Regions from separate parts of the Homo sapiens genome. Here region 1 is linked to region 2. Evidence: chromatin loops called from intact Hi-C (ENCODE). Cell type or tissue: GM12878. All regions are shown on one strand.

What was found. Peaks named below come from ENCODE experiments on the same cell type or tissue, not always from the same donor. Only the 100,000 strongest peaks of a DNase experiment are listed, where the experiment ranks them.
Region 1: it touches region 2 in a loop (5-fold over the local background); 2 of 110 quality-filtered maps call a loop at or near these places.

What each region holds. Positions count from the first base shown.
Region 1 is chr2:62,057,166-62,065,165 of GRCh38, reverse strand. All of the region lies in intron 2 of COMMD1 (copper metabolism domain containing 1), which reads right to left. Among named protein-coding and RNA genes, the nearest start is that of B3GNT2, 130 kb to the left of the region's middle. In GM12878, no CTCF peak of the experiment used is centred here; a DNase peak (open chromatin) is centred at 3,105; H3K4me3 peaks cover 1,134 bases; H3K27ac peaks cover 1,612 bases.
Region 2 is chr2:61,988,674-61,996,673 of GRCh38, reverse strand. The region is part of intron 1 of COMMD1 (copper metabolism domain containing 1); the gene reads right to left. Among named protein-coding and RNA genes, the nearest start is that of COMMD1, 87 kb to the right of the region's middle. In GM12878, a CTCF peak has its summit at 3,052 (motif pointing left); DNase peaks (open chromatin) are centred at 953 and 3,033; H3K27ac peaks cover 1,899 bases.

The DNA of each region.
Region 1 (8,000 bases), 68 kb before region 2:
TTGCTCTGACACCCAGGCTGGAGTGCAGTGGCACAATCTTGGCTCACCACAGCCTCAACCTCCTGGGCTCAAGCCATTCTCCTGCCTCAGCACCTGTAATCCCACAAGTAGCTGGGATTACAGGTGCTTGCCGCCATGCCCAGCTAATTTTTGTATTTTTTAGTAGAGATGGGGTTTCGCCATGTTGCCCAGGCTGGTCTGGAACTCCTGGATTCAAGCAATCTATCTGCCTCGGCCTCCAAAAATGCTGGAATTACAGGCATGAGCTACTGCACCTGGCACAGCATAGATTTTTATGATGCCAAATATTGATACAAAAAGGCTAAATGGTTTCTAAGAACATGGTACACAAATATTCTTTTTAAAAAACTTTTAAAAATTTAGAAAGGTTAGATAAATAAATACCTCTTTTGAAATAAATGGCTAAACTCACAAAAAAAGCAAGAGGGCCAAGAACAAAGAGGGAGTTGAAAATCAATGGATTTTACTGATTACACAAGACAGAAGACAATACCTGAGGGCTATACAAGCCAGAGAGGGAATTGAGACTTCTGTATGAAACTGTAACCTTCAGAGAGCTTTCTCCTCAGCAAAAGAATGAACAAGTCAAAAATCTACTTAGAAGATAACAAAGAGATCACATGAGCTCTCAATCAAAAATTATAAAACACAGGAATAAAAAAGCTACTATGGACCCGGCATGGTGGCACATGCCTATAATCCCAGCACTTTGGGAGGCCAAGGTGGGTGGATCCCTCGAGGTCAGGCATTCGAGACCAGCCTGGCCAAAATGGTGCAAACCCATCTCTACTAAAAATACAAAAATTAGCCAGGCGTTGTGGCACATACCTGTAATCCCTGCTACTTGGGAAGCTGAAGCAGGAGAATCACTTGAACCCAGGAGGTGGAGGTTGCAGTGAGCTGAGATCACGCCACTGCACTACAGCCTGGCGACAGAGTGAAACTCTGTCTCAAAATAAATAAAAAGTTAAAAAATAAGAATAAAAAATCTACTATGTGTGATAATCAGCAGAAACAAATAACAGCATTTAGACCTGTAAGAACTTTACAAAATGGAATAATCAGATACAGAATAAAAATTATTTTGTTCTATTTTTTGAGACAGGGTCTCACTCTGTCACTCAAGCTGGCATACAGTGGTGTGATCACCACTCACTTCAGCCTCAACCTCCCAGGTTCAAATGATTGTCCTACCTCAGCCTCCTGAGTAGCTAGGATTACAGACATATGCCACCATGCCTGGCTAATATATATATATATATATATATATATATATTTTGTAGAGACAGTGTCACTATGTTGTCCAGTCTGGAAGAATATATTACTTTAAATGACCAGATATGAAAAAAAAGCGAAATAGAATTTCTTGAAATGAAAATATAATCACTATATTGAAGTCTCCAATCTCAAAGAAAAATGCTAAAAAGGCCCACACTGTTTTTGTTTATACAAAAGAGTTTAATTTCTGCATAGAACATTATAGAAACATGCAGGTCAAAAGTACCCAAAAGTAATTTTTTACCGAAAAGTAATTACAGTAGTTAATGTAGCAACGCTACTCTAAGAAATACAGTCCCATGCTCTGGAATTTGTATTTTGATTACACTATAAGAAAATCTGTCTTGTTCACTCATTCACTCATTTAAGAAATATTAAGCCAGGTGCGGTGGCTCACGCCTGTAATCCCAGCACTTTGGGAGGCTGAGGCGGGCGGATCATGAGGTCAGGAGATTAAGACCATCCTGGCTAACAGGGTGAAACCCTGTCTCTACTAAAAATACAAAAAATTAGCCGGGCGTGGTGGCACATGCCTCAACTTCCTGGACTCAAGTGATCCTCCCACCTCAGGCTCCCTAGTAGCTGAGACTACAGGCGTGCACCACCACAACCTGCTAATATTTTCTTTTATTTTATTTTATTTTTATTTTTGAGACGGAGTCCTGCTGTGTCACCAGGCTGGAGTGCAGTGGTGCGATCTCGGCTCACTGCAATCTCCGCCTCCTGGGTTCAAGCGATTCTCCTGCTTCAGCCTCCTGAGTAGCTGGGATTACAGGCACCTGCCACCACACCCAGCTAATTTTTGTATTTTTAGTAGAGATGGGGTTTCACCATGTTAGCCAGGCTGGTCTCGATCTCCTGACCTCATTATCCACCCGCCTCGGCCTCCCAAAGTGCTAGGATTACAGGCATGAGCCACCATGCCTGGCCAGCCTACTAATATTTAAAGTTTTTTTTTTGGTAGAGACAGGGTGTCCCTACGTTGCCCAGGCTGGTCACGAACTCCTGGGCTCAAGCAGTCCTCCTGCCTTGGCCTCCGAAAGTGGTAAGATTACAGGTGTGAGCCACTGTGTCTGGCCTAACATCTGACATTTTATAAAAAGCACCTCCTATAATAGTAATACTATGCAAAGCTATATGGAGATACTGATAAATCTTAAGACATAAATGAACAGAGATTTTTTTTTTATTTTCTTACTAGCAAGTAATGGATTAATTAGCTTTATTTTTTCACTCGTCTCAGGGTTTTTACTGGGTAACAATTTGTAATAAGTTATTTATTAGGCAAAAACCACTGGTCAGGAACTGTATATGCATTTTAAAAAATCCTCAGTATCTAGGCCGGGCATGGTGGCTCACACCTGTAATCCCAGCACTTTGGGAGGCCGAGCTGAGTGGATCACCTGAGGAAAGGAGTTGGCGACCAGCCTGGCCAACATGGTGAAACCCCGTCTCTATTAAAAATACAAAAAATTAGCCAGGCATGGTGGCGTGCACCTGTAATCCCAGCTACTCGGGAGGCTGAGGCAGGAGAATCGCTTGAACCTGGGAGTGGCAGGTTGCAGTGAGCTGAGATCATGCCACTGCACTCCAGCCTGGGCAACAAGAGCGAAACTCCATCTCAAAAAAAAACAAAAAAACAAAAAAAAACCGAAAAACAAAAACAACCACCTCAGTATCCTTAGGAGTTACAATTGGCGTCTTACAGATGAGAAAATCAAGGTTAGAAAGAGTTAATGTCATTTGTCCAGATCATACAGCTACAAACAGTAGGATCAGGATTCAAATCCAGGTCAGTTTGACTCCACAGTCCTTGCTCATTTCACTAGAGCCAGCTATTTAATTTTTATGGTTTTTTTGTTTCTGTTTTTTTTTTTTTTTTGCTGTAACTGTCTATTCACTAATTTCACTTCTTCCCTTGGGTGAAACTGAAATTTATGTAGCACATAGTTCCAACTGCTTTGAAGGAGCTAAATTTAGTATTAATAGACTGACAAACTAAGTTGATACAAGGTTACTGTAGATACTTTAAAAAGACACAACATTTGGGAGGCCAAAGCAGGTGGATCACGAGGTCAGGAGATCGAGACCATCCTATCCTGGCTAACACAGTGAAACCCTGTGTCTACTGAAAATACAAAAAATTAGCCGGGCATGGTGGTGGGCGCCTGTAGTCCCGGCTACTCAGGAGGCTGAGGCAGGAGAATCGCTTGAACCTGGGAGGCAGAGCTTGCAGTGAGCTGAGATCGTGCCACTGCACTCCAGCCTGGGCAACAGAGCTAGATTCCGTCTCAAAAAAAAAAAAAAAAAAAGAAAAGAAAGAAAGACAGCCACACATAAACCCACACTCTGCATATAAACTCTACTGAGATTTCTGGCTGACAAGTAAACTCTGAATGTACAGGACAGATTCTAAGAAGCCCAGATAAAGCTAAAATATGTGAACAGAAGTTTCAGCAGGTACCCACTGAAGGCAAGAGAGGGGCTGGTGTTAGACTCAGTCAAGTTAACTGCCTCCGAACACAAAAAAATCAACATTTCTCAGAGAATCATAACAGAATCCATATATCTACAATGCAGCATTCCCAATGTCCAGTATACAAAACAAAATTATTAGCTATATGAATAAACAGGAAAATATGACACACTCAAAAGAAACAGTTGGAGACCAAACTTGAAATTACCTAGGTGTCGGAATTAGAAGAGAAAGCTACAGTGATAACTATGATTAAGGATGTAAATAAAAAGGATATTTGAAAATTAACACACAGATAGGAAATCTCAAAAGAGAAATAAACTATAAACTAACCAAATTGATATTCTAAAACTAAAAAATATATCTGAGGTAAAAAAGAAAAAATTCCCTAAAAGGTCAAAACAGCAGATTGGAGATGACGGAAGGATCAGTGAACTAAAAGATAAATGGAAAGAAATTATCCAGTTTGAAAAGAGAGAAAAAAAGATTGGGGGAAAAAAACAGAGCCTGAGAAACATATGGGATGCAGTATTAAAAAAATTAACATCTGCATAATTGGATTCTCATAAGAAAAAGGGGAAGAGCAAAAACTGTCTTTTGCTGAAGACAAACAACAAAACTGTTGTTTGGCTGAAACTCCATATTCATCAAAAATATCCATCAAGAATAAAGATGAAATAACAAGATTTTCAGATAAGTGAAAACTAAGCCAACTCCCTGCCCAACATACCTGCACAACAAGAAATGCTAAAGGAAATTCTTCAAACTAATAGGAAACAAAACTAGATGGCAGAACAGATCTTCAGAAAGAAATGAAGATCAGTGGAACGGACAAATATATGGTTAAATATATAAGACTAAGTTTTATTATCTCCTCATCTACTGGAAATACATAGGACTACTTAAAGCAAAAGTTATAATATTGAAATACGGGTTACCACATTAAGAAAAAACCATGACAACTACTGCATAAAAGAAGAGTCATAAACAGAATTCTGTGGTTGTATAATTCCTGAAATTTAAATGAAATGGTATTGTTTTATTTATTTATTTATTTTTGGAGACAGCATCTCACTCTGTCACCCAGGCTAGAATGCAGTGGTATGATCTCAGCTCACTGCAGCCTCAACCTCCCAGGCTCAAGGGATCCTCCCACCTCAGCCTCCCAAGTAGCTGGGACTACAGGTGTGTGCCACCACAACCAGCTAATGTTTCTGTATTTTTCATAGAGACAGGGTTTCACCATGTTGCCTAAGCCGGTCTGGAACTCCTGAGCTCAGGCAATCCACCCACCTCAGCCTCCCAAAGTGCTGGGATTACAGGCATGAGCCACCGCCCCAGGCAAAAGGGTGAGACGTTAAGAATGTATATTGTAATCTCTAGTGCAATCCTAAAGAAAGATGTAGCTAAAAACCCAAGAGAGAAATTAAAATGGAATTCCCCCCCCAAAATTCATTAAGCTGTAAGAAGTAAAAAAGGATAAACAGGAATAAAAACAGAAAGCAAAATAGTAGATCTAAATCCAACCATGTCAACATACTAAACACAAATGGAGTAAGCACTTTAAAAGCAACACTGAACTATCTACAATAGATGCACTTCAAATACAAAGACAGGTTGGAAACTAGTTGGAAAAAGACATTTGATGAAAACAGTAAGTATAAAAAGGCTAGCTTGTGTCTATAGTCCTAGCTACTGGGGTGGCTGAGGCAGGAAGCTCTCTTGAGCCCAGGAGTTCAAGGCTGTAGTGGGTTATAATCACACCTGTGAATAGCCACTGCACTCCAGCCAGGCAACTTAGCTCCTTTTGAAAAGCTTCTTATGGCGTAATGTTTAAGGGGGAAAAAATGGGGAGAGGCTATATTATTTTCAGTTATAGACTCCAAGATAGAGTATTACCAGAAATAAAGACTGACATTTCATAATGATACAACAGGACAGGCATAGTGGCTCATGACTGTAAACCCAGCACCTTGGGAGGCCAAGGTGGGAGGATCGCTTGAGTCCAGAAGTTGGAGACCAGCCTGGGCAACATAGTGAGACAAAAAACAAAAAAATTTTTTTTTAAATTAGCCAGGTGCCATGGCTTGCACTTGTGGTCCCAGCTACTAGGGAGGCTGAGGTGGGAGGATCACTTAGCCCAGGAGGTAGAGGCTGCAGTGAGCTGTGATCACACTACTGCACTCCTGTTAGGTGACAAAGCAAGACCTTGTCTCCAAAAAAAAATAATAAAACAGATAACTTATCAGAAAAACATAATCAGAAATGTATATATGTCTGATATAAAGCTTCAACCTTAAGAAGAAAATTTGTGGCCAGGTGCGGTGGCTCACGCCTGCAATCCCAACACTTTGGGAGGATAAGGTGGGTGGATCACGAGGTCAGGAGTTCGAGACCGGCCTGACTAACATGGAGAAACCCCGTCTCTACTAAAAATACAAAATTAGCTGGGCATGGCAGCACATGCCTGTAATCCCAGCTACTCGGGAGGCTGAGGCAGGAGAATCGCTTGAATCCGGGAGGCAGAGGTTGAGGTGAACTGAGATTGCGCCATTGCACTCCAGCCTGGACAAAAAGAGCAAAACTCCATCTCAAAAAAAAACAGAAAGAAAGAAAATGTGTTGTTATTTAATACCTCCCACCTTTTTTTTTTGAGACAGGGTTTTGCTCTCTCACCTAGGCTGAGTGTAGTAGCACGATAATGGCTCACTGCAGCCTTGACCTTCCAGGCCCAAGCAATCCTCTTACCTCAGCCTCTCAAGTAGCTGGGACCACACGAGTGCACCATCATGCCTGGCTATGTTGCCCAGGCTGGTCTCAAACTCCTGGGCTCAAGCAATCCTCCCACCTCAGCCTCCCAGTGCTGCAATTACAGGTATAAGCCACCATGCCTGGTCTTAAGAAGAAAATTTGAAGGCTGAAGTGAGAGGACTGTGTGAGTGCAGGAGTTTGAGACTAGCCTAGGCAACACAGTGAGACCCTTGTCTCAAAACAAAACAAAACGAAGAAAATTTGAGAGAATTAAAGGGAGAAACAGATTTTTTAAAAATCTCTAACTATGATTGTGAACTAACATCCTTCTCACAGTAACTGAAATAATAAATAGATGAAAAAAGAATCAGTATGGACATAGATCATGTGAACAGCACTATTAACCAACTTAATCTAATTGACATTTGTAAATACTACACTAACAACTTCACAAAATATATTCTTTTCAAGTGTGCATGGTCTATTCACCAATACAGATCAAATGCTAAATCAGAAGGTAAGTCTCAATAAATCTCAAAAGATTTATTGTAAACTTATATAGAGTATGTTCTCTGAGCATAATGAAATTAAATCAGAAACCATCAGTAAGATACCTAGAAGAGCCCCAAGTATTTGGAAATTTAACGTAATATTTTAAAATAAACCATGCTCAAATGCCACATGCAGGGTTTGGAAAAAAAATAAAAATAAAAACAAAATAAACCATGGGTCAAGAAGAAACCATGAAATTAATTAGAAAATATTTTGGACTGAGTGGGGTGGCTCAAACCTGTAATCCCAGCACTTTGGGAGACCAAGGTGGGAGGATCGCCTGAGCCCAGGAGTTTGAGACCAGTCTGGGCAACATAGGGAGAATGTGCCTCTACAGAGAAAAAAAAAAAATTAGCCAGGTATGGTGGTGCATGCCTGTAATCCCAGCTACTCGGGAGGCTGAAGCAGGAGGATAGCTCAAACCCAGGAGTTGAGGCCACTGCACTCTAGCCTGGGCAACAGAGTAAGACTCTATCTCTAAAAAAACTTAAATATAAATAAAAATAAATAAAATATTTTGAACTGAATGACGAAATGCAACACATCAAAATTTTTGTGCTAAATTTTAAAACAGTACTCAAAGAGAAAAGCTTTAAACAAAATTCTTCATAAACACACAATCTTAATAGAACATTAGCAAATCAAATCCATTAATATATCAAAAAGATTATAAATCTTGAGCTAATAGGGTTTATCCCAGGAATGCAAGGTAGTTTAATATTATAACATCACACACACACAGATATATGCACATATATATGGATATTACATTATCGTTTTTGGCTATGAGATTATATACATAATCCAGGTCAGTGGTCCCCAACCTTTTTGGCACCAGGGACTGGTTTCAGGATGATTCAAGTGCATTACATTTATTGTGTACTTTATTTCTATTATTATCACACTGTAATATATAATGAAA
Region 2 (8,000 bases):
TCCTAGTAAAGATGTTGTGAACATTGTTGAAGTGACAACAAAGGACTTAGAACATTACAGAAACTTAGTTGATAAAGCAGCAGCAGGGTTGGAGAGAACTGACTCCAATTTGGAAAGAGGTTCTACTGTGGGTAAAATGCTATCAAACAGCATCACATGCTACAGAGAAATCTTTCATGAAAGGGAGAGTCCACGGATGCAACAATCTCATTGTTGTGTTATTTAAGAAATTGCCACAGCCACCCCAACTTTCAGCAATCACCACTCTGATCAGTAAGCAGCCACTGACATCAAGGCAATTCAAATCCCACTTCTGACACACACACACACACACACACACACACACACACACACACACATTTAGAAAACAAAAACAAGACATCAAGGCAAGACCCTCCACCAGCAAAAAGAATATGACTAGATGAAGGCTCAGGTAATCATTAGCATTTTTTAGCAATAAAGTTTTTAGGTTTTTTTTGGGAGATGGGGTCTCTGTTACTCAGGCTGGAGTGCAGGAGCACAACCATAGCTCACTGCAGCCTCAAACTCCTGGGCTCAAGTAATCCTCTGACTTCAGCCTCTTGAATAGTAATAAAGTATCCCTTAATTAAAGTATGTATACTGCTTTTAAAGACACAGTGTTCTTACACACTTAATATAGTGTAGTATGATATGGTATGGTATAGTATAAACACAACTTTAATGCACTAGGAAACAAAAAAATTCATGTGACTCGCTTAATTGCATTATTCACTTTATTGTGGCCACCTGGAACCAAACCCAAGGTATTTCCGAGGTATGTCTGTATTACTGCACTTGACCCTCATAATCAATTTTCAAAGGCAATGAGGTAGATGATAGTATTATAGTGCTCTTCACTCTCAACTTACAGAAAAGGAAACTGAAGCTTCAAGCAGTCAACTGATTTTTCTGAAAGCACCATGAGATAAGTGCAGGGCCAAAGCCTCAACAGTTAAGCCAGGTTTCCCTCTGATTAGCTGTCACAAGTGACTACACAGAGAAGTAGACTCGGTATCACTACCACTGAAAAAAATGTAAACTGGTACATTCTGTCAACAATGATACAGAGATGCCAGTCCCTAATGAGTAGCTACAATGCTTCAGTTGCTGGCCTTCAGAGATCCTGAGACATCAAACAATGATTTGAAGAGTATTACCACAAATTTTTTACTTAAAGTTTAGATGACTGAGTGAGGAATATGTAAGTGTTCTCAGAACTTAGAAGGCCAACTAGCTCAGTTTAACAGTGAATAGAAAAACTGAGAGATAAGATTGAGAAGGCAGTCTGGAGCCAGATTAAAGTACATCAAGTTTAGACATTGTTATATATACGTAATGAGGGGCCACTAAAGGCTAGGTAACTGGGAAATCATGATGCAACGTGTGGTTTAGAACGCTGAATCTGGCCAGTGTGGTGTCACACGCCTGCAGTCCCAGCTACTCCAGAGGCTGAGGCAGGAGTATTGTTCAAGCCCTGGAGGTTGACAATGACCAGCCTGGAAAACACAGCAAAACCCTGTCTCTCTTTTAAAAATGTTTTTAATGAAAAAAAAATTTTAAGCTGAATCTGATAACAGTAAGTAGTTGGACTGAAGTGAAAAATTTTCAGAGGGCTAGGGCAATGGAGCCTAGGAGAGGACAGCAGCAGTTAATAACTTAGTCCCCAGGGTAAGCCTCCCCTTGCCTCTTCTTTGCTATGCCCCTATCTGCTAGTGGCCATGGGGACTGGCATAAGCTCCAAACCAGACAGATCACAATATCCTCCTTTCTCTGGGCGCACTGACTGGTCCCAATTTAGGGCAGGAGAAATGATCTTGTCTTTTTGGGTCATAGTATAAGAAGGACATGAGGCTGGAGTTACAGACAGCATTTTCTTGGACCTTTTGGCAAAAGCATGTCTGCAAGAAAATAGAATGAAGTGAGAGTGGATTTTAATGGGGTGATATCCCTGTTTTATAGTTCCCAAGACCCTAGTTCCTGCAGGCCTTCCTGCAATTCTATAATGCTATCTCAGCATCCTTCCTACAGACAACCCAAAATTCCATCAACTATTCAATTTAAGCTGTATTCCTATCATTTGGAACCAAGAGTCTTGACTAAAAGAGGGTGGTGGCAGTGGGAACAGAAGAATGTAAAGGTAACAACACCAAGTAGAACACAGGCAGAGCAAGTGAGACTGGAGCTGAAAGAAAAACAAGCTGTCTTTCATTTCTTCATTAATATAAAAAATTATATGGTAAATATTACAACTTTCTGGTACATTAAAGATATTTCACATTACAATTCAATAAACATTTACTGAATATCTGCCTATTTACCAGATAGCAGGACCCCAAACCTCTGGCTATGCCAATCAATACAAATACAGGCTGGGCGTGGTGGCTCACACCTGTAATCCAGCACTTTGGGAGGCTGAGGTGGGCAGGTCATCTGAGGTCAGGAGTTCATGACCAGACTGACCAACATGGAGAAATCCCATCTCCACTAACAATACAAAAATTAGCCGGGGGTGGTGGCAGGTGCCTGTAATCCCACCTACTCGAGAGGCCGATGCAGGAGAATCGCTTGAACCCGGGAGGCGAAGGTTGCAGTGAGCCAAGATTGCGCCACTGCACTTCAGCCTGGGTGACAGAGCGAGACTCCGCCAAGAAAGAAAGAAAGAAGGAAAGAAGGAAGGAAGGAAGGAAGGAATTATTTTGTATAATATACTATAATTAAGTCAAATTATTTCCACTGACACCTTGCTTCACAATATTATGTCACAACTCAGGTAATTTGTATCATTCTTCTTCTCAAATAATATCAAGAGATATCCATTCTGATATAATTTCATCTGTGACAAAAGTTATTTTGGTTGGGTTCCAGTCAATAATATCTTGAACTAGGGTCAATTCATCCAAATTTAGAACAATCAAAAATTAAATGAGAAATTGATTTTGGTTTAGGTTCAAAGTCATCAATTTTCACTTAAGAAATATTTGAATAGCTACCATAAAACAGATACTGTTCACAGCACACTACTTCCATCTACTGGCAGCCTAGGCTGACAGCCTGGTACTCATCCTTTATTCTTCTCTCTCTTCCACATCTTGAATCAGTGGTTTTCAACACTGGCTGCACATTAGAATCCTGAAGTACAATTTTAAAATATCAGCGCCCAGCTATTATCCCAGAAATTCTGATTTCCAGGAATTATGGAGTAAAGCCTAGGCACTGGTATTGTTAAAAAGCTTCCAAAGTGATTCTGGCAGGCAACAAAGTGTTAAAAACAAATGCCTCTGGCAGTAAAATGAGTTCGAAAAGAAAAAGAAAAACAAATGCCTGTAACTTTCAGTTGTCAAGTTCTACTGATTGTTACATCTGAAATAATTCTCTAATAATATGTCCCCTCTGATCTGTCCCTACTAGCTGGTAGAAGCCCTCACTATCTTGAACCTAAACTAAGTGTGGACTCCCTCAAGTCTATCTTCTATACCACTATCAAAGTGATCTATCTATAATATAAATATAGGATGCTGGCACTTGCTTGTTTAAAGTTATCCCATGGCTGACTATTACTTGCTTCAGTGGTGGTCAGGCAGGATGGTGTGAAGCACTCTCCTATGAGGTATAAGGTAAGTTGTACATAATATAGTTAGCAGTAGTAGTAGTACAAGTATTAATGTTTGTAAAGATTTTTATAAGTATAAATCAGAGGGTTTTCAAAGTATCCTTATATTAAACAATTACCTCCCTCATTTTAATTGTTTACTTGAATGGAAGAAAAAAAGAAAATTAAAAACACAGGAACTCTGCATAGAACTATATTATGCATGTATTACTATCTGTTAAATGTGTCGCAGAGGAATAAAAATTTGAAAACTGATAAACCAAAACAGTGGTTCTCAACCAGGTAGTATTGCCCTCCCAAAGGCACCTGAGAAATGGTGGAGGCTACATTTGGTTTCACAGTGATTGGAGGGAGTGCTGTTCGCATTAAGTGAGCATGAGCTAGGGATGTTCGGCATCCTTCAATACCCAAGAAACGGGAGTTGGCAAGTTTTCTGTAAAAGTTGTAACCCTCTGCTGCATATTCTTCCCTTTTTCGTACAACTCTTTAAAAATGTAAAAACCATTTTTAGCTCATGGGCTATATAAATACAGGCAGTGTGACCACCTGTGGGCTGATGTTTGCAGACCCCTGACCAAGAACATCCCACAGGACAAAAAGACCTGTGTCTCACATGACTTTGCAATGTCCCATCTGACATTGTGTGGAAAAACCTGTTTATAATTACTTCAGCCTAAAAATTAAGTATTTTGTTTTACATAAAAAAGTATTTTTTCACGGTTTTAATAAACACCAAGTTTTCCAGGAATGCAATTAATACAACTTGTACTTTGACTTGGTCAGAACTTTACAAATAGGATGTTAAGTATTTTGAAAAATCTCATTACCAGTGACAATACCATTTAAAATATCTTACCTACCAATACAACACATTTTATATACCTGCATTTGTTGCTGTGCATTCACAGTAATACCATGTATAGGTACAAGCATCTGATTAATTCATTATGTGTTCTAATGATATAATGCTTAAGCATTTATATTTTAAAATATATATTTCAAATCATGTTTAGATTTCTTATACTTTTCCTTTGTACTACATTTATGACATCATATTAGAAATTATGTTTTAATTTTATTATATGTGAATTATAAGAATTCCTTTTAAGGATCATAAAGGAGCATTAGAAAATATTTACTACAAAAAAAGAAACACTGGGCTGGATATGTTTGAGAATCACTGAGCATGAAGTTCAAACTCAACACAACAGGCCCTGCTTATCTTTTAGTGTCTTACAACTTCCTGCCTCCCGCACTTGACACTCAAACAGCACTAACCTGTTTGTAATTCCCCAACTAGCAATCCCAATATGATGCTTCTTCTATGTGTCTCTGTTCGTGCTATTCTAAATGTTCTGAAATGTCTTATCATCACCTTCAACAGATTAATTTCTATTCACCATTCAAGACTCAGTTCAAGTATGGCTTCCCCAATACTCCTCCTCTCCTAGTAAGGTAAGTGCCCCTTTCTCTTCCAAAAATGCCCTAATATCTCTATCCCTGCACTTACCTCAATGAAATGAAATTATGTCAAAAAGTCTATTTGACCCAACAGAGTCTAAACTTTGAGAGCAGGGTCTATGTATCTCTGCAAATACATCATCTAACACCTTGAAGTAGAATTCATATTCCAACAAGCATTCATACTGTATCAATAACATTTCAAATAAAAAATTCTAAATGTTGCAGATCAACATTAAGTCCAGAATTCTTTAAAGCTACCAACTTCTTGCTTTATAAAATTCTCTCACACACATTCACAAACCATAAACTTCTTTAAGATAAGAGTAGAAAATAATTCAGGGTGCTGATTTCTGTTTGCCTAATCTAGCCTAGCAAATTAGCAAGGGGCTCAGAGCCAAAACAAATTTAAAAATTAGGCTACGATACTAAAGAAAAAAAAGAATTTGAATGAAAAATGAAAATGTAATTCATCACTTTTTTTTTTCTTTTGAGACAGGATCTTCCTCTCTCACCCAGCTGGAGTGCAGTGGCACAATCACGGCTCACTACAGCCTTGTCCTCCTGGGCTCAAGCAATCCTTCCACCTCAGTCTTCTGAGTAGCTGGGACTACAAGCATGCACCACCATGCCTGGCATTATGTGTGTGTGTGTGTGTGTGTGTGTGTGTGTGTGTGTATATATATATATTTTTTTTTTTTTTTGTAAAGACAGAGTGATATGGTTTGGCTTTGTGTCCCCACCTAAATCTCATCTTGTAGCTCCCATAATTCCCATATGTTGTGAGAGGGACCCACCAGGAGATAACTGATTCATGGGGGCGGGTCTTTCCCATGCCACGATAGTGAATAAGTCTCACAAGATTTGATGGTTTTAAAAATGGGAGTTTCCCTGCACAAACTCTTCTCTTGTCTGCCACCATGTGAGACATGACTTTCACCTTCCACCATGATTGTGAGGCCTCTCCGGCCACATGGAACTGTAAGTCAAATAAACCTCTTTCTTTTGTAAATTGCCCAGTCTCGGCTATGTCTTTATCAGCAGCATGAAAATTGACTAATCCATAGGGGCTCACTATGTTGCCCAGGCTGGTCTTGAACTCCTGGACTCAAAGCAGTCCTTCCGCCTCAGCCTCCCAAAATGCTGGGATTACAGGTGTCAGGCAGTGTGCCCAGTCTCTCTGAATTATTTCTTGCAACTCTATGTCAAACTATAATTATCTCTAAATACAAAGCTTAATTAAAGAAAAAAATCTATAAGAACTTCTCTGACCTCTAGATTTAAATTCTAAGTCTTCAATATGGCTTACAAGGCAAATCACAGTCAGGAAACTTCTCCCCTTCTCTAGCTTCATTTCTCTTCATATCCCCCTACCTCTTACAATCTTCCAATCATTTGTTCTTCCTACCATTGCTTTTGAGCTCCTTTTAGCTCTTAAGTGTATATTCTATCTCTATCCTCTTGGCTTTTGCCTAGGCTATTCTCTCTGCCTAGAAAATCTTAGTTGCTATTCCTTTATCGCCTTACCTTGTTGATACCACCTCTTTCTTCAGGCTTCGATGTAGATCTAACTTTTTCCATGAAGTCTTTCCTTAACTCCCAAATCTGGGACGGGGGTCTTTCTAGACTGCCTAGTAAACTAGTGGTATTTATTAAAATGCAGGGTAACTGCCAGGCCTATATCTTGCTCCAAAGGCCACTGCTTCTTACTTAATATTTAATCCCCAAGGTCTGCAAAACTGGAACACAGTAGGCGCTCTACAAACACATGTTGAAGGGAAAGCAAAACTATGGAATACAGTGAAAAGATCAATAGTTGCCTGGGTGTGGTGGCTCACTCCTGTAATCCCAGCACTTTGGGAGGCCGACGTGGGCGGATCACTTGAGGTTGGGAGTTTCGAGACCTGCTGGCCAACATGGTGAAACCCAACTCTATTAAAAAAACACACAAAAAATTAGCCAGGCATGGTGGCACATGCCTGTAATCCCAGCTACTTGGGAGGCTGAGGCAGAATTGCTTGAACCCAGGAGGTGGAGGTTGCAGTGAGCCCAGATTGTGCAACTGCACTCCAGCCTGGGCGACCGAGTGAAACTCTGTCTCAAAAAAAAAAAAAAAAATCAATATTTGCCAGGGTTTGGGGGCGAGGGAATGGAGGGATTAATAGGTGGATCCCAGAGATTTTTGGACATTGAAACCAATCTGCATGATACTATATGCCAGATGCATGTCATTATACACGTCAAAACCCATAGAAGTTACAATATCAAGCGTGAACCCTAAGATAAATTACAGACTTTGGATAGTAATCATGTGCCAATTTTGGTTCATCCATTGTTTAACAAATTACCATCTAGGCCCTGGGAGGCAGAGCAAGATGGCCAAACAGAAGCCTCTACCAATCTTCCTCCCTGTCAGAACACCAAATATGACACCTACATAAAAAAGCACTTTCACAAGAACCAAAAATCAGGTGAGTGATCACAATACCTGGTTTTAACTTCATACTGCAGAAAAACAAACTGAAGTGGGTAGGAAAGGCCCTTTAATTTCCGACACCACCCTTCCCCCATCCGCTAGCAGCAGCCAAGTAGAGAGAATCTGTGTGTTTGGGAGAGGGAGAGTGCAGCAATTGTGGGACTTTACATTGGAACTTGGTGCTGCCAACACCAGGCAGAACTCAGCCAATGTCCACAGAGGGAACATTTAGATCAGCTCTAGCCAAAGTGGGATTGCTCATCTCAGAAGCCAGAACTTGAGTTCGGCAAGCCTCACCACAGAAAGCTAAAGAGCTGTGGGGTCCTCAATAAACAAAAGGCACTCTAGGCCACAAGGACTGAAACTTACAGGAAAGTCTAAAAGCTGTGCTAGGATCAGAGCCAGCGGACTCAGGGGACACATGACATAGTG